2 separate regions of the Homo sapiens genome follow, and region 1 is linked to region 2. Evidence: read pairs that join two places in POLR2A ChIA-PET (ENCODE). Cell type or tissue: GM12878. All regions are shown on one strand. Each heading gives the region's core, and the rest is flanking DNA. Links, peaks and the distances in the headings are about the cores only.

The links. ChIA-PET counts read pairs that join two places held together with the same protein. Peaks named below come from ENCODE experiments on the same cell type or tissue, not always from the same donor. Only the 100,000 strongest peaks of a DNase experiment are listed, where the experiment ranks them.
Region 1: POLR2A ChIA-PET joins it to region 2 with 5 read pairs; 5 of 35 experiments call an interaction of 5 or more read pairs at or near these places.

The regions. Positions count from the first base shown.
Region 1 is chr12:112,362,483-112,371,004 of GRCh38, forward strand. The region is part of intron 1 of HECTD4 (HECT domain E3 ubiquitin protein ligase 4); the gene reads right to left. Among named protein-coding and RNA genes, the nearest start is that of HECTD4, 16 kb to the right of the region's middle. In GM12878, for the core only: no CTCF peak of the experiment used is centred there; no DNase peak of the experiment used is centred there.
Region 2 is chr12:112,128,367-112,136,888 of GRCh38, forward strand. It overlaps TRAFD1 (TRAF-type zinc finger domain containing 1), which reads left to right. Exons shown (of 12, transcript NM_006700.3): 2 at 2,145-2,203; 3 at 6,372-6,507; 4 at 6,647-6,700. The coding sequence starts at 2,157. Among named protein-coding and RNA genes, the nearest start is that of TRAFD1, 7.1 kb to the left of the region's middle. RefSeq lists an enhancer at 2,348-2,397. In GM12878, for the core only: no CTCF peak of the experiment used is centred there; a DNase peak (open chromatin) is centred at 2,225; H3K4me3 peaks cover 2,614 bases; H3K27ac peaks cover 3,637 bases.

The sequences.
Region 1 (8,522 bases), core at 124-8,123, 230 kb after region 2:
GACTGCAGTGGAGTGATGGGAGGGAGGGGAGCACATCAGGAGACCAGGTCAGAGAGGAATCTGCCTACGCATCACTCATACGTGCACTCACTACCTCTGGGGAGCATCTAAGTAACTACTAATACTGGCTGCTGCTGGGAAGTTGGTGGTGGTGGAGGCAGGTGGGGAGCGTTATGTTAGCAAGGAGACATTTCCCTGTATTCTCTCTTGAACTAATTCTAAAATTTTTTTTTTTTTTTGAGATGGGGTCTCATTCTGTCAACCAGGCTGGAGTGCACTGGCAAAATCAGCTCACTGCAGCCTCAAACTTCCAGGCTCAATCAGTCCTCCTGCCTGAGCCTCTAGAGTAGCAGGGACTACAGGCACACATCACCATGCCCGGCTAATTTTTGTATATTTAGTAGAGACGGGGTTCCACCATGTTTGCCAGGCTGGTCTCGAATTCCCGACCTCATGTGGTCCAACTGTCTGGGCCTCCCCAAGTACTGGGATTACAGGCATGAGCCACTGCGCCCAGCCTCCCTTATGCTTTTCTACATCTTCTAAATTTTCAAAAATTCCTCTAACATTTTAATTTTTTTAAATTTTAAGCATTTTGTAATGTTTTAAATAAATTATAATCAATAGTTTTATTACGCTAATCAGTAATTAGATTATATTAAATCTTAAAACTTCTGTAACAGTTCCATTCTTTTTTAATTTTTTAAAATTTATATATAACATGTAATATGTATTCATGTGTATATAAAATTTATATATGTGTGTATACACACAAGCATACACACACTCTCTCTCTCTCTCTTATATATAAAGATGAGGTCTTGTTGTGTTGCCCAGGCTGGTCTCCTGAGCTCAAGCAATCCTCCCATCTCGGCCTCCCAGAGTGCTGGGATTACAGGCATGAGCCACCTTGTCCGGCCCAGTTTTCAAGGTACTGCTACTCAATAAAAGTGGCTTAATGGACATAGAATAGGTTTACTAAAAACCTAAAAATGTGCAAAATAAATAGAATAGTGCTCAAGTTCACTACTTGATCATAGAACAACTAAGTTAAGCAAAAAATTCATTCAAAGTCATTAATATTTTTAGAACGATGATCAAAGCAACATATTTTCAATTAACTCCATCTAACTAGCTATTTTCAGAAATCTCTCTGGAATTCATTATTCTCTACATAAAATGCACTATGCTCTATACAAAAATCAAAGGTCAGGCCAGGTACAGTGGCTCAGGCCTGTAATCCCAGCACTTTGGGAGGCCGAGGCAGGTGGATCACGAGGTCAGGAGTTCAAGACCAGCCTGGGCAACATGGTGAAACCCCATCTCTACTAAAAATAAAAAAATTAACCAGGCAGTGGTGGCGTGCGCCTGCAATCCTAGCTACTCAGGAGGCTGAGGCAGGAGAATTGCTTGAACCTGGGAGGTAGAGGTTGCAGTGAGCAGAGGTTGCAGTAAGCCGAGATCGTACCCCTGCACTCCAGCCTGGATGACAGAGCAAGACTCAATCTCCAAAAAAAAAAAAAAAAAAAAAAAAATCAAAGGTCGTGACCCCACATTACTTATCTAGGTTCCAATATTAAAAATATTAATAATATTACAACTGTTGAGAAGTGTTTCCTTCTTATCTAAAATGCAAAATGGGCTGGGCACGGTGGCTCACGCCTGTAATCCCAGCAGTTTGGGAGGCTAAGACAGGTGAATCACCTGAGGTCAGGAGTTCGAGACCAGCCTGGCCAACATATAGTAAAACCCCATCTCTACAAAAAATACAAAAATTAGCTGGACATAGTGCCACACATCTGTAGTCCCAGATACTTGGGAAGCTGAGGCAGGAGAATCACTTGAACCTGGGAGGCGGAGCTTGCAGTGAGCCGAGATTACGCCACTGCACTCCAGCCTGGGTGACAGAGCAAGACTCTCTCTCTCAAAAAAAAAAAAAAATAAATAAATAAAAGGCAAAATGTATGCCAGGAGCAGCAGCTCAGGCTTGTAATGCCAGCACCCTGGAAGGCCAAGGCAGATAGATAGCTTCAGCCCAGGAGTTTGAGACCAGCCTGAACAACATGATGAAACCCCATCTCTACAAAAACACAAAAATTAGCCAGCCGTGGTGGCATGGGCCTGTAGCCCCAGCTACTCTAGAGGCTGAGGCACTTGAATCAATTGAGCCCGGGAGGTCCAGACTGCAGTGAGCCGTGACTGCGCGCCACTGCCCTCCAGCCATGGACAACAAAGCGAGACCCTGTCTCAATAAAAAAATAAAAATTTTAAAAATAAAAAGTGTAACTGCAATTAAAATTCCTAGAGTCTCATGTGAACTACTTTAGTTCATCAAAAATAACTACCTATTCTTATTTTATTCTCCATTAGTGAATTTTTCCTGACCTGTGTCCTCAACTTATGATCTTATTTGATCACAGAGCCCTAGAAGGCTTGTGGGGCATAAGATCTTGTCACAACTACTCAATTCTGCTTTGTAGCATGAAGGCAGACAATATGTAAACAAATAGGCTGATTATGTTCCAATAAAACTTTATTTATGAAAACAGCTAGTTGGCTGGATATGACCCTGAAAGCCAGTTTACTGACCTCTATCTAAAAAGCGTTATCTAACAGAAATACATAAAACACATATGTAATTTAATATTTTCCAGAAGCCATGTTAAAAAAGGTAAAAATAAACAGATAAAATTAATTCTAGTATTTTTAATTTAAATATATTTTACTTAACCCATTATATATACAAATCATCATTTCAACATTTAATCAATATGGATTATTACTAGCCGGGTGTGGTGGCATATGCCTATAGTCCTAGCTGCTGGGGAGGCTGAGCCCAGGAGTTCAAGGTTACAGTGAGCTACGATAGTGCCACTGCACTCTGGCCTAGGTGACAGAGTGAGACCCTGTCTCTAAAAATGTAAATTAAAATTAAAAATAAAATATTACCACTGAGTTCTTTTAAAATTTTTTTTGCATGAAGCCTTCACAAATCTGATGTGTATTATACTTTCAGCACATTTCACTTCTGACCAGCCACATTCAACTGCTCAATAGCCACATGTGGGTGGTGGCTACCAACTGGACAGTGCAGTTCTGGAGGCTATTTAAGTAAAACTCCTGAACCTTGACAATACTAATGTAAAACAACAATCTGAACAACAAAAGAAACTGCAGGCATATAATTGTACTCTATAAGTGGACAGAAGCAAAAATGCATTTAGATTTTAAAAACAATGTTTCTCTTGGGATAGCAACTGTTACTGCTGCTTCTTTGTGTTTTTTTTTTGTTTTTTTTTTTTTTTTTGAGACAGGGTCTCCCTGTGTTGCCCAGGCTGGAGTGCAGTGGAGCGATCTCGGCTGATTCACTGCAACCTCTGCCTTCTGGGCTCAAGTGATCCTCCCACCTCAGCCTCCCGAGTACCTGGGACTTGGGTGTATACCACCACGCCCAGCTAATTTTTTGTATTTTTAGTAGAGACCGGGTTTCACCATGTTGCCCGGGCTGGTCTCAAACCCCTGGGCTCAGGCGATCCACCCGCCTCAGCCTCCCAAAGTGCTGGGATTATAGGCAACAGTTACCGTTTGAGGTTACCTGTTTAAAATGATTAGCAGTATAAGATACCAATACTAACAAAATTTTATTAAATTTTATTCGCATACTTTCAGCTGACCAACATTCTCCCTCAGACAAGAGGGGAAAAACCCAAAATACCTGGTGAACAAAAAAAAATTGTTCCATTTTGGCAGAGCACAGTGGCTCACATCTAATCCCAGCACTTTGGGAGGCCAAGGTGGGTAGACAACTTGAGCTCAGGAGTTCAAGACAAGCCTGGGCAACGTAGTGAGACCCCCATGTCTACAAAAAAATTTTTTTTAAATAAAAAATTAGTAAGGCATGGTGGTGTGAGCCTATAGTCCCAGCTACTTGGGAAGCTGAGATGGCGGGATTGCTTGAGCTCAGGAAATTGAGGTGGCAGTGAGCTATGATTATGCTGCTGTACTCAGCCTGGACAACAAAGTGAGACCGTGTCTCTTAAAAAAGACATTGTTCTTTTTTGAAAAAATTGCCTGTTGCTGGGCGCAACATTCTTAATTATTTCAACATTAAAAAAAAGAAGAAGAAAAAAAAGAGCGCCTGTAATTCCAGCACTTTGGGAACCCAAGGTGGGCAGATCACCTGAGGTCAGGAGTTAGAGACCAGCCTGGCCAACATGGTGAAACCCCATCTCTACTAAAAATACAAAAATTAGCCAGACATGGTGATGGGCACCTGTAATACCAGCTACTTGGAGGCTAAGGCAGGAGAATCGCTTGAACCCAGGAGGCGGAGGTTGCAGTGAGCTGAGATCGCGCCATTGCACTTCAGCCTGGGCAACAAGAGTGAAACTCTGTCTCAAAAAAAAAAAAAAAAGAAAGAAAAAGAAAAAGAAAAAATTGCTTGTTACTATTTTTTTTTTGTATCGTACATGTGGGTACACTGCCAATACTACTTGGGTTTGTTGACTGCCTTCAGAGGGAGAAAATGCTAAATTTTGGCTGGGTGTAGTGGCTCACGCATGTAATCCCAGCACTTTGGGAAGCCGAGGCAAGCAGATTACTTGAGGTCAGGAGTACGAGACCCGTCTGGCCAACATGGTGAAACCCCATCTCCACCAAAAATACAAAAATTAGCCAGGTGTGGTGGCGCACACCTGTAATCCCAGTTTCTTGGGAGGCTGAGGCAGAATCACTTGAACCGGGGAGGTAGAGGTTGCAGTGAGCCGAGATTGTGCCACTGCACTCCAGCCTGGGTGACAGAGTAAGACTTGGTCTCAAAAAAAAAAAGAAAGAAAGAAAGAAAGAAAGAAAGAAAGAAAGAAAGAAAACAAAACAAAAGGCTGAATTTCAGCTAAAGGTATGTGAAAATAAAGATACATATTTTCTTTCCCATCCAAGGTCACAGATGCCATGAATTCTATTCATGGATCCCATGCATCTCTGAATCCTATTTAGGTTCAGAACCCCTGAGGGAAAGGAAAGTTTATTTATAAACTCAACTGAAAAAATGCTTCCGGCAGGGCCCAGTGGCTCACGCCTGTAATTCCAGCACTTTGGGAGGTGGAGGTGGGTGGATCATCTGAGGTCAGGAGTTCAAGACCAGCCTGGCCAACATGGTGAAACCCCATCTCTAATAAAAATACAAAAATTTAGCTGGGTGTGGTGGCATGCACCTGTAATCCCAGTTACTTGGGAGGCTGAGGCAGGAGAATCGCTTGAACCCGGGAGGCAGAGGTTGCAGTGAGCCAAGATCTTGCCATTGCACTCCAGCCTGGGCAACAGAGGGAGACTCCATCTCAAAAAAAAAAAAAAAAAAAAAAAAAAAACGCTAACACGTCATAGAGATAGAAGGTCCAGATTTTCTACTCTGCCCCATAAATAGCTACATCTATTGTATTAGACTTTACACAGTAGAAATCATAACACAAACTACAGAGCACAAAGCAAATATAGTAAACATTGAAAAGATCCATTACAAATACAAACTGAATGTTAATATTTTGTTAGTATAAAACCACTACTTGAATGCCGAATCTGTAGTTATTAGCATTACTAAACCTACAATTTGCATAAAATACTTTGCAAATTATGCATCTTATTGTTAATCTAAAATTGCTACACACTGTGCTCTGACCTAGTAATTCAGCCAACTGCAGGTTTTAGTAAAAGCGCTAGGGATCCAAATGTGTCCACTCCAAAGTGTCCCATCATGGAACATTAATTATTCACCAAATGTGCTTAATAGCACTTTCTAAACTACAAGCTCCATGCAAATATTCAACATTATTGGGAGAGGATTCATACAGCACTATTAAAATCCCTCGAAATTATAAAGTAGTAACAGTAATAAGTCACAGAAACACTTTAAAAATCACTACAAATTTATAATTTACCAAACTATCAAACAGATAACACTTTAAATACTGAAAATTATTTCGCTTCCTATAAATTGATATTATCTTTAAATAGTAGATTATCTTTAAAATAGCAGATTTAAAGAAACAGCAGAAGACAATTATAGTATATCCACAAATTACTATGCAGACATTAAAAATTATATCTTTAAATCTTATTCAAAATGTTCCCAGTAAGTAATCACAGGATCCAAAACTGCAAATAGCATATAATCCCAATTTTATCTATATAAAAATATGAGCTGAAGAAGCAAATAATAAAAAATTAATTTCGTTCTGGTGGAATGGTGTAATCCCAGGGTATTTATTGTCTCTCTTATACTTTTAGATGTTTTCTCTATTTTCAACAACATCCCTGTATTATTTACTTATAATCAAAAAGGTTTTACATAGCATAAAAATACAATCCACTTAATATAGGTATTTTTCACATAGGTAAAAAAAATGTGGAATCACTCATGTTATTAGCATGTAAGAGAGAAAATTTTCAGGGGCTCTAAGTCCAAATAATCTCCCTCACAACTGCTGTGCATTCTGAGCACACTTCGGGAGCCAATGCTTCTCTTCCCGGTATGTGCAGCTCCCTCGCTCTCCTGGTCTCTGGCACTATCCACAAACCATCACGGAGTAAGGAGTCATTGTTTCCCTCCTGCCTATATATAGACATGGTCTCTGTATTAACCGGATTACTGACCAAAATGAGCCTATGCCGGGACAAGAAGGCTATCAAGCCACAAGAGAGGTGCTCTGAAGTGAACTCATAAGAGCTGGATGGCACTGACAGAAAACTCTGGCTTCTTTGGCTGACCAGGGTTCAGCGTGCATTTCTAGGTACCCAATTACATCCATTGGATGCATCTTTTGGAGCGAAAGTTATTGCCTTATTAAGCAAACCTAGGATTTCTTTTTTTTTTTTTTTTTTTGAGACAGAGTCTCGCTCTGTCATCCAGACTGAAGTGCAGTGGTGTGATCTTGGCTCACTACAACCTCCGCCTCTGAGGTGCAAACAATTCTCCTGCCTCAGCCTCCCAAGTAGCTGGGATTACAGGCACCCACCACCACGCCCAGCTAATTTTTAAAACATTTTTTGTAGAGATGGGGTTTTCCCATGTTGGCCAGGCTGGACTCGAACTCCTGACCTCAAGTGATCCACCTGCCTCAGCCTTCCAAAATGCTGGGATTACAGTGTGAGCCACCTCACCCAGCCAAATTAAGCAAACCTATGAGTTCTAAAATGGCCTCTGAGAGGGTGTGCGGAAAAGAGGTCCTATCAAACACTAATACCGGGACTATAATTGGTAATCACACAGGAGGGCAATTTGGTAGTATCTATTAAAATTAATTTGTCACCAATGACCCAGCAATTCCACTTACCCTAGCGAAATAATCTCAGGTGTGCATGAGCAGGCATGCAAGAATCTGTACTGAAGGACTGTTTTTAAGAGTGAAAAACTGAAAACAACCAAAATACCCATCGTGCTCAACTGAATAATGGCGTCCACCAAAATGTCCACCTACTAATCCTTGGAACCTGTAAATGTGACCTTAGATGGCAAAAGGGACTTTGCAGATGTGATTAAGTTAAAGATCTTGAGATGGAGGGATTATCCTGTATTATCTGGGTGGGCCCTAAATGTACTCACAAGGGTGCTTATAAAAGGGATGTGGGAAGAGTGGGTCAGAGGAGAAGGCGATGTGATGACAGATGAGAGACTGCAGTAACATACTCTGAAGATGGAGGAAACAGCAACAAGCCAAGAAATACAAGTGGCCACAAGAAGCTGTGGAAAAGGCATGGGAACAGATTCTCCCCTAGAGCCTGCAGAAGGAACCAGACCTACCAATGCTTGACTTTTAGCCCAGTGAGACTCATTTCAAACTTTTGACTTCCAAAAATGTGAGAATAAATCCATGTTGCCTTAAGCCACGAAATTTGTGATAATCTGTTAACATGGCAACAGGAAACTAAGATACTCATCAATAGGGAATGTCTAAATAAAACTGTGGCATTTCTAGAGTCTTGTGCAGCACTTAAAAATAATGTGGTAGATATATATATGGAGACACAGAATGATCAAAACATATCCTTGAGTTTAAAAAGAAAGCAAGTTACAGAAAGATATGTCTAGTATGACATCTTTATGTAAAAAAGAAAAAAATAGAATGTGTTATATACACACCAAAATTTTAAAATGGTCTTGAAGAATATACACGAAAAAATTTTCACTAATTTAGCCAGGGCAAGAAGGACACAGAGATCCAAATTAGAGATGGTGCTTAAAAGGGACTTCAGTTTTACCTGTTATTTCCGTTTTGTCAAGAATGTATTCATGTACTACTCATAGTTTTTTTTTTAATTAATAGATACATAAGCTGTGCTTAAAATACAGGATCAAAATAAAAGTTACACAATTTCTGCAATTTCTCTCCTATGCATTTGTCCCATAGTTGATCACCTGCTGTTATTTACATTTGTCTACAACTATTGACTAAACATCTTGTAAAGCAGACTACACTCCTTGTGTTCACCCCACAACCACTGTTGTAAAACAAGAGGGAAAGGTGGGG
Region 2 (8,522 bases), core at 364-8,363:
GCAACTCGCTTGATAATGCCAAAACCTTTAAAGAACCCTACTGGGGGCAGGATTTAAGACCATTTTTGTATCATGGAAAGGAATAATCTAAACTAAACAATGGTAGTAAAGTTGCCAGTGCTTTGCTTTCTGCATTGACATCTTGTTTAAAAAGCAGGAGAAACTTTATAGTGAAGAAATTTGGCAGACACCATATCAACTATGTGATCATGGTTTACATCAATAGTAAAATAAGACTGTTGACATCATGTACCTTCTGATATAAGGCACTGAGATGAGCACAACATGATTTCTATGGTGTTCTTGCCAAAAATATATAACCTGAATTTAATCATGAGAAAATATCAGACAAACCCAAATTGAAGGATATTATATAAAATAACTAGCTGGCTGGGCACGGTGACTCATGCCTGTAATCCCAGCACTTTGGGAGGCTGAGGCTGGCTGGTGGATCATATGAGGTCAGGAGTTTGAGACCAGCCTGGTCAACATGGTGAAACTCCATCTCTACTGAAAATACAAAAATTAGCTGGGCATGGTGGTGCACACCTGTGGTCCCAGCTACTCAGGAGGCTGAGGTCGAGGTTGCAGTGAGCCGAGATCGCAGTGAGCCGAGATCGCACCACTGCACTCCAGCCTAGACAGCAGAGTGAGACTCTGTTTAAAAAAAAAAAAAAAAAAAAAGCCAGTATGCTTAACAAGGTCATGAAAGAGAAGGAAAGACTGAAGAACTCTCCCAAATCAAAGGAGATTAACTACAAGTAATAGCCAAATGCAGTGTGTGATCCTAGATTGAATGCTGAACCAGAAAAAGGGTGGGATGGTGATTTTTTTTTTTTTTTTTTTTTTTTTTGAGACAGGATCTCACTCTGTCACCCAGGCTAGGGTGCAGTGGTACAATCACTGCTCACTGCAGCTTTGACCTCCTGGGCTTAAGTGATCTTCCCATCTCAGCCTTCTGAGTAGTTGGGACCACAGGTGTGTGCCACCACGTCTGGCTAATTTTTAAATTGTTTGTAGAGAAGGGTTTCACCATGTTGCCCAGGCTGATCTTAAACTCCTGGGTTCAAGCGATCCTCTTCAGCTCAGCCTCCCAAAGTTCTGGGAGTACAGGCATGAGCCCCTGTGCCTGACTTGTTGGTGAAATTTGAATGAATTCTATAGATTAGTTACTAGTATTGTATTAGTGTTAATTTCCTCTATTTGATAATTTTACTATTGTTATGATGCTTTTAGGGTAATTGGATGAAGTCTGTAAGGGATGTTATTTTATTTTTATTTATTTATTTATTTTTGAGACGGAGTCTTACTCTGTCGCTAGGGTGGAGTGCAGTGGCACGATCTTGGCTCACTGCAACTTCTGACTCCCTGGTTGAAGCGATTCTCCTGCCTCAGCCTCGCGAGTAGCTGGGATTACAGGCATGCGCCACCACACCCAGCTAATTTTTGTATTTTTAGTAGAGATGGGGGTTTCACCATGTTGGCTAGGATGGTCTCGATCTCCTGACCTTGTGATCTGCCTGCCTCGGCCTCCCTAAGTCCTGGGATTACAGGTGTGAGCCACTGCGCCTGGCCAGGATGTTATTATTATTATTATTTTTGAGACAGGGTCTCACTCTGTCACCCAGGCTGGAGTGCAGTGGCATGATCATGGCTCTCTGCAGCCTTAAACTCCTAGGCTTAAGCATTCCTCTTGCACATTCCTCCTGCCTCGGCCTCTCGAGTAGCTGGGACTACAGGCACACATCACCATGCCTGGGTAATTTTTTTTTTTTGTATTTTTTGTAGACATGACGTTACCCCATGTTGTGGCCAGGTTGGTCTTAAACTCCTGGGCTCAAGTGATCCGCCTGCCTCGGCCTCCCAAAGTACTGAGATTACAGGCATGAGCCACTGTACCCAGCCTAGTAAAAGTATTTTATTTTATTATTTTTATTTTTTAAAACTCCCTTATCCAATAAAATTATTTTAAATTGAAAATTTTAAAATAAGAAAATCCCAAGGGACTGGATATTGAATAAAATGCTTTAACATGCAGGTTTGGGTGACAGTTTCTGTATACTAGTTTTTTATTTGTTTTTTTGCATGTCATCTTTAAAGCAGAAATGAAAGAGAAAGTTCATGTCTTCCTTTGTGGTTTTCAGGAAGAGCTAAAGATGGCTGAATTTCTAGATGACCAGGAAACTCGACTGTGTGACAACTGGTAAGACATTAAATCTAAGAAATGTTAGTGGAATGAGGACAGTCAAGCTTAATCACTATCATTTCCTGATTTAAAAACTGTTAGTGAAGACTGGCACAGTCTTGAGTTAAGCTTTCTATTTTGGTGTTTATAACCCACATGAATTACAAGAAAGAGCATCTCTTTCCTGATGAAATGAAACCGGTTGTAAAGTTAATAATCAGCTGGTTCCTGTTGGGGTTTTCCTAAGAACTTATCTTGGTATCTTGGTGCTATACAAGTGCTGTTACTGTAAGCTGACAAAAAAAGCAAAGCAGAACTGTCTGCTATGTTTATTACTTTATTTTCCTTCACTGGGTACTTCTTTCACAATGTGCTATGTTTACCTTAGCAAACTGTGGTAGAAAGAGATGTGGAATAAGGAAAATAGTTTAACTCATTGGTGGAATATTTGAGCCAAATAACATTTTTGTCATCATCGTTGTCTTTTTCTTTCTTCTCAGCCTAACTTTGGCAGAATTAGAATATAATTAGAGCAACAGCTGGTTACAATATTCTTTACCTGCTTGGAATTAAGATTTCATCTCATTGTAGGTGTCTTGCCATATTGTAGAGTATTTCTGCTATGCCACTATCACTTTCTACCATTTCATAAACTATTTTAGTTTTGTTTGGGTTTTATATGTATAGCTACTGAAACAGAGTAATCAGAAACAAATAATCAAAAGAAAACATGATTTTGTAAGAAAAGAGACACATTGGTTTTTAGCATTAGTTAAGATACACCTATTTTATCAGTCCACTCCAATTAGGAGGAATCTCAAGCCTAGGACAAAATATAAATAACTATGCTAAGAGAGTTAAAGGGTGAGTTAATGGAAAGCTAGTGAAAAACAATGCTATTCAAAGCCAAAGAAATTAAAGAAAAAAGCAGATTAGCATAGAAGGCTGACTAAACCTGTAAAGAATTAATTTCTGGCTGTTTGTGTTTAGTGTTTGGAAAGTTCTTGGGAATTTTTCTGGAAGCTTTGGTTTGCCTTTCAGCTATTTCTATCTAAATGAAATTTCACCTCTAATTTGCTAGCCCTTCCTTGAGACTTTTAGCAGTTTTATCTGGATACGGAATTGTGTGCTCATTTATCTCACTTAAAACATCTTCATTTTCTCCGAAGGTAGGAAGTAAGCATATTAGTATTTGGTCTGGTTGGAATGTTTGGTAGGAATATGTTGGCAGTTAAATTTTAAAAGAAAAAAACCCAGCAGGCAACTGTTTTATATAATTGTTGCAAATATCTTTTTTATTTCAGCATTTCCTAAGAGGTGAATATGTGCAATAGTAAATGCTTTGTGGTCTTACTTGACAGCTGCTTTTGATTCTTGTTGCTTCATATTATGATGGTGTGGTCCTTAATATTTTTTGTTTTAATTCTAAAGTTTTAGGGGCCTTGTGTATGTAGTATGTCAACAAGTTATCCTGAACAGCCTTGTAAAGTAAATGCTAGACATTTAGTGTCTCCATATTTACCATTAAAATAAAAATTATTGCCAATATTATGAAAAAGGAACCCAGGTTTTCTACACCCTAAGCAGTAATTACTGGCTTTAATTTTCATGGCATTTGTACATACATGATTTACAATCACAATATAACATTTCTTCTTTCACTTTGTTGGTATACTATATGTAACTTAGCTATTCCTTTCTTGCTTAGGTATTTTTAATGACTTTCATTTTTTACCATTCTATGATACTGTAATGAAAATATTCATACATAATCCCAAGAGTAGGATTATTGTGTTACAGAGTATATAATTTTATGGTCCTAGAAATGAATTTTCAGACTGTTTTTAGGCAGTTTATACTACCACCAGTAATGTATTAAAGTATTCATTTCACAACATCTTTAAAAAGTTGGGATGTATTATTTTAACTAAATTAATTCAAAATGAGTAGTTTCCTTAGAAAGCTAAAAATTTGAGAGAAATATGGGAAGTTAAATCTGTCAGTAATTTTCCTCTTTATCCATTTGAGTTTTCTTCCCATCTCTCACAGTTGATTGTTCTGTCACCTTCCAGTGCTGCTTTGAGAGCTGCCTTGGGGTCCCTAGCTTGATAATTCCACCACTGGATGAAAATGAATTTGCACTTCCTTGGTGTCTTGGTCTTTCAGTTTGGAAGAATGACTATAGCTGGAGGCACATCATTTATCCTACTTCAAAATGTTTCTTAGACAATGTCTGAATATTAAAGGTTATTAAAAGAGAAATAAGCTATTTATAATTTAGTATGGGAGACAGTTCTTCTAGTATTCAGCTTCAGAGGCAAAATATGGTATTAAATAATGTGTTTTATGACTATCTGTATTGATCCTGTTCAGTATTTTATTTTTCTGAATTATTGTTATACGTACCTTCTTTAATGTAGTTTTTAGCTGGTGAAATTGGAATTTTACAATGGTCCTATCCAAATAAGTAAAAGTAAGGCCTTTGAATAGAATGTACCTTTAGTTCGAGTACATGTATAATCTTTTCATGTTTAAATGGTCTTACTCTTTCATGTAACATTATCACTTTACCTCCTTAATTTGTATAGCTTAGATATGATCTTTGAACCACTAAACTAAGTGAGAAAGGCAAAAATGAAGTGGAGAGACCAGACTGGTGGAGGAAAGGGTTCAGGATTTCATTTTTGTACAGCTTTACAGTGAAGTTTCTACCAACCCAGCCAGAGAGCATGTTCCTGTAGTCAGGAAGCATCCAGCCTGCTTCGAAAGGCATGTGAGGCATACAGGAGACAATTTCCCCTTCCCCTTTGACTGTCCAAAAGCTGGAGTCTTCTCTTTTTGGTTTGACTTTTCATGGAATAAAATCCAATGAAATTAAACTACTTAAAAGTGAGAGAAAATCAGTGGTAGGGTGTTTTTTCACTTGTTTTTGTTGTTGTTTTGGTTTGTTTTCTGTTTTAAAATAATCCTGGAGCGTATCACTCTGCTTTGGGACATGGATGGTTTTGGAATAGCCTAGCTCCACTCTTTTTGGCATCTGACTTCATGTTGTGATCAGCTCTGACTTTGAGAAAGTAAGGCTGAGCTTTTAGATGTAGTAGTGCATAGCACCGGTAACTCAGAATGTTGCACAGAAGAGCCTTCAGGATTTAGTTCTTTTTTTTTTTTTTTTTGATACGGAATCTTGCTATCCCCGAGGCTGGAGTGCAGTGGCATGATCTCAGCTTTCTGCAACCTCTGCCTCCCGGGTTCAAGTGATTCTCCTGCCTCAGCCTCCCGAGTAATTGGGATTACAGGTACCCGCCACCACACCTGGTTAATTTTTTATATTTTTGGTAGAAGCGGGGTTTCACCATGTTGGCTAGGCTGGTCTTGAACTCCTAACTTCAAGTGATCTGCTTGCCTCAGCCTCCCAATGTGCTGGCGTTACTGCACCTGGAAAGGATTTAATTTTTTTTTTTTTTTTTTTTTTTTTTGAGACAGAGTTTTGCTCTTGTTGCCCAGGCTGGAGTGCAATGGCACGATCTAGGCTCACTGCATCTTCCGCCTCCCGGGTTCAAGCGATTCTCCTGCCTCAGCCTCCTGAGTAGCTGAGATTACAGGCATGTGCCGCCACACCTGGCTAATTTTGTATTTTTAGTAGAGACGGGGTTTCACCATGTTGGCCAGGCTGATCTCGAACTCCTGACCTCAGGTGATCTGCCCGCCTCAGCCTCTCAAAGTGCTGGGATTACAGGCGTGAGCCACGGCGCCCGGCCAGTTTTTTTTTTTTTTTTTTATAGCAACCTCTGCCTCCTGGGTTCAAGCGATTCTCCTGCCTCAGCCTCCCGAGTAGCTGGGATTACAGGTGCCCGCCATCACGCCTGGCTAATTTTTATATTTTTAGTAGAGATGGGGTTTCACCATGTTGGCCAGGTTGGTCTCGAACGCCTGACCTCAGGTGATCCGCCTGCCTCGGCTTCCCAAAGTGCTGAGATTACAGGCATGAGCCACCGCGCCTGGCCAGGATTTAGTTCTTGAAAAGCAGGAATGGTAATAGTCATGAGTTTGTAGGCTAGGTATTCACTAAAGATAAATAATGGAGACTAAAGATTGGACAGGACAGATTTCCATGTGATGCCACTGTGCAAGAAAAGGCATAGATTAGTCAGTAATGCTTGCCTTTTTCTTTGGTCTATTTCCGTAGCAAAAAAGAAATTCCTGTGTTTAACTTTACCATCCATGAGATCCACTGTCAAAGGAACATTGGTATGTGTCCTACCTGTAAGGAACCATTTCCCAAATCTGACATGGAGACTCACATGGCTGCAGAACACTGTCAGGTGAGCCACCAAGTACTCAAATGTTTATACATGTGTTATACTTGCTGTTGTTCGTAAATGTATTCTGTTTGCTATTGTGCAATAGCAAATGAGCATATTGTCCCAAAGCCAATTTACTGATTCTCACTTCTTACTCTAGGTGACCTGCAAATGTAACAAGAAGTTGGAGAAGAGGCTGTTAAAGAAGCATGAGGTTAGTCCATGGAGTGAGTTACCGTGGGCCCAGTCCTGCTGAGATTACAGACCCACATGCAGAGCAGGAAGCCAGTCTGGTTGAGTGTTAGTTCTCCGTGAGCTCACATGCATACTGTTTCTCAAAGCCTGTTTGAGGCCTTGACTATGTAACTGCTGCCAGATTCGGCTACCTGGCTGTTGGAACTCACTTGTGTATGTTGAGACTCGCGAAGTATCTCCCTTTGGAACTGAGTCTATTATTTCTGTTGGGGTTTGGTTATTGGCAGCCTCACTGAATATGAAGCCAGCCCTAGAGTTGCCAGTATGGGATAACCTCTTTAGCACACAGCCTGCCTTACAAGCTGTCATTTCATTTAAAATTCTTTTTTGTTTGTTTGTTTTTTGAGACGGAGTCTTGTTCTGTTGCCCAGGCTGGAGTGCAGTGGTGTGATCTCGGCTTACTGCAACCTCTGCCTCCCAGGTTCAAGCAATTCTCCTGCCTCGGCCTCCTGAGTAGCTGGGATTATAGGCGCCCACCACCACTCCCAGCTAATTATTAGTAGAGACGGGATTTCACCATGTTGGCCTGACCTTGTGATCTGCCTGTCTTCAGCCTCCCAAAGTGCTGGGATTACAGGCGTGAGCCACCACATCTGGCTTCATTTTAAAATCTTGAACACCTGGATAACATGCTATTTAACCTAAGAAATTCCTCAGCATTTGGTGAGAGAGAATAGAGTATCATTTGCTCGCTAGTTGAGATAAAACTGGCCAAAGGTTTTTTTTTTTTTTTTTTTAAATACAGACAGGGTCGGCTGGGCATGGTGGCTCATGCCTGTAATCCCAGCACTTTGAGAGGCAGAGGTGGGCAGATCACTTGAGGTCAGAGTTTGAGACCAGCCTGGCCAACATGGTGAAACCCTGTCTCTGTTAAAAATACAACAATTAGCTGGGCGTGGAGGTGTGTGCTACTTGGGAGGCTGAGGCACGAGAATCGCTTGAATCCGGAAGGCAGAGGTTGCAGTGAGCCGAGATCGCGCCACTGCACTCCAGCCTGGATGACAGGGTGAGACTACATCTCAAAAAAAAAAAACCCAAAAAATAGAGACAGGTGTTGTCTCTATTGCTGTGTTGCACAGGTTGGTCTTGAACTCCTGGGCTCAAGTGGTCCTCCTGCCTCAGCCTCCCAAAGTGCTAGGATTACAGGCATGAGCCACTGTACTCAGCCCAAAGTTTTTTTTTTTTTTTTGAGATGGAATCTTGTTCCCGTCTTGCAGGCTGGAGTGCGGTGGTGCAGTCTTGGCTCACTGTAACCTCCACCTCCCAGGTTCAAGCGATTCTCCTTCCTCAGCCTCCTGAGTAGCTGGGGTTATAGGCGTGCTCTACCATGCCTGGCTAATTTTTTTTGTATTTTTAGTAGAGACAGGATTTTGCCATGTTGGCCAGGGTGATCTTGAACTCCTGACCTCAGGTGATCCACCCACCTTGGCCCCTCAAGGTGCTAGGATTAAAGGCGTGAGCCACCATGCCCGGTCATTTTTCTTTTTTTTAATTAAAAACCTTTTTTAAGAGACACAGTCTCACTCTGTCACCCAGGCTAGCATGCAATGGCATGATCATAACTCACTGCAGCCTCGAATTCTTGGGCTCAAATGATCTACCTGCATAGGTGGTACTACAGGTATAGGCCTCTATGCCTGACTAATTTTATTTATTTTTGTTTTTCATAGAGTTGGGGTCTTGTTATGTTGCCCAGGCTAGTCTCGAACTCTTGGCCTCAAGTGATCCTCCCTTCTTGGCTTTCCCAAATGTCGAGATTACAGGCGTGAGCTATGGCATCT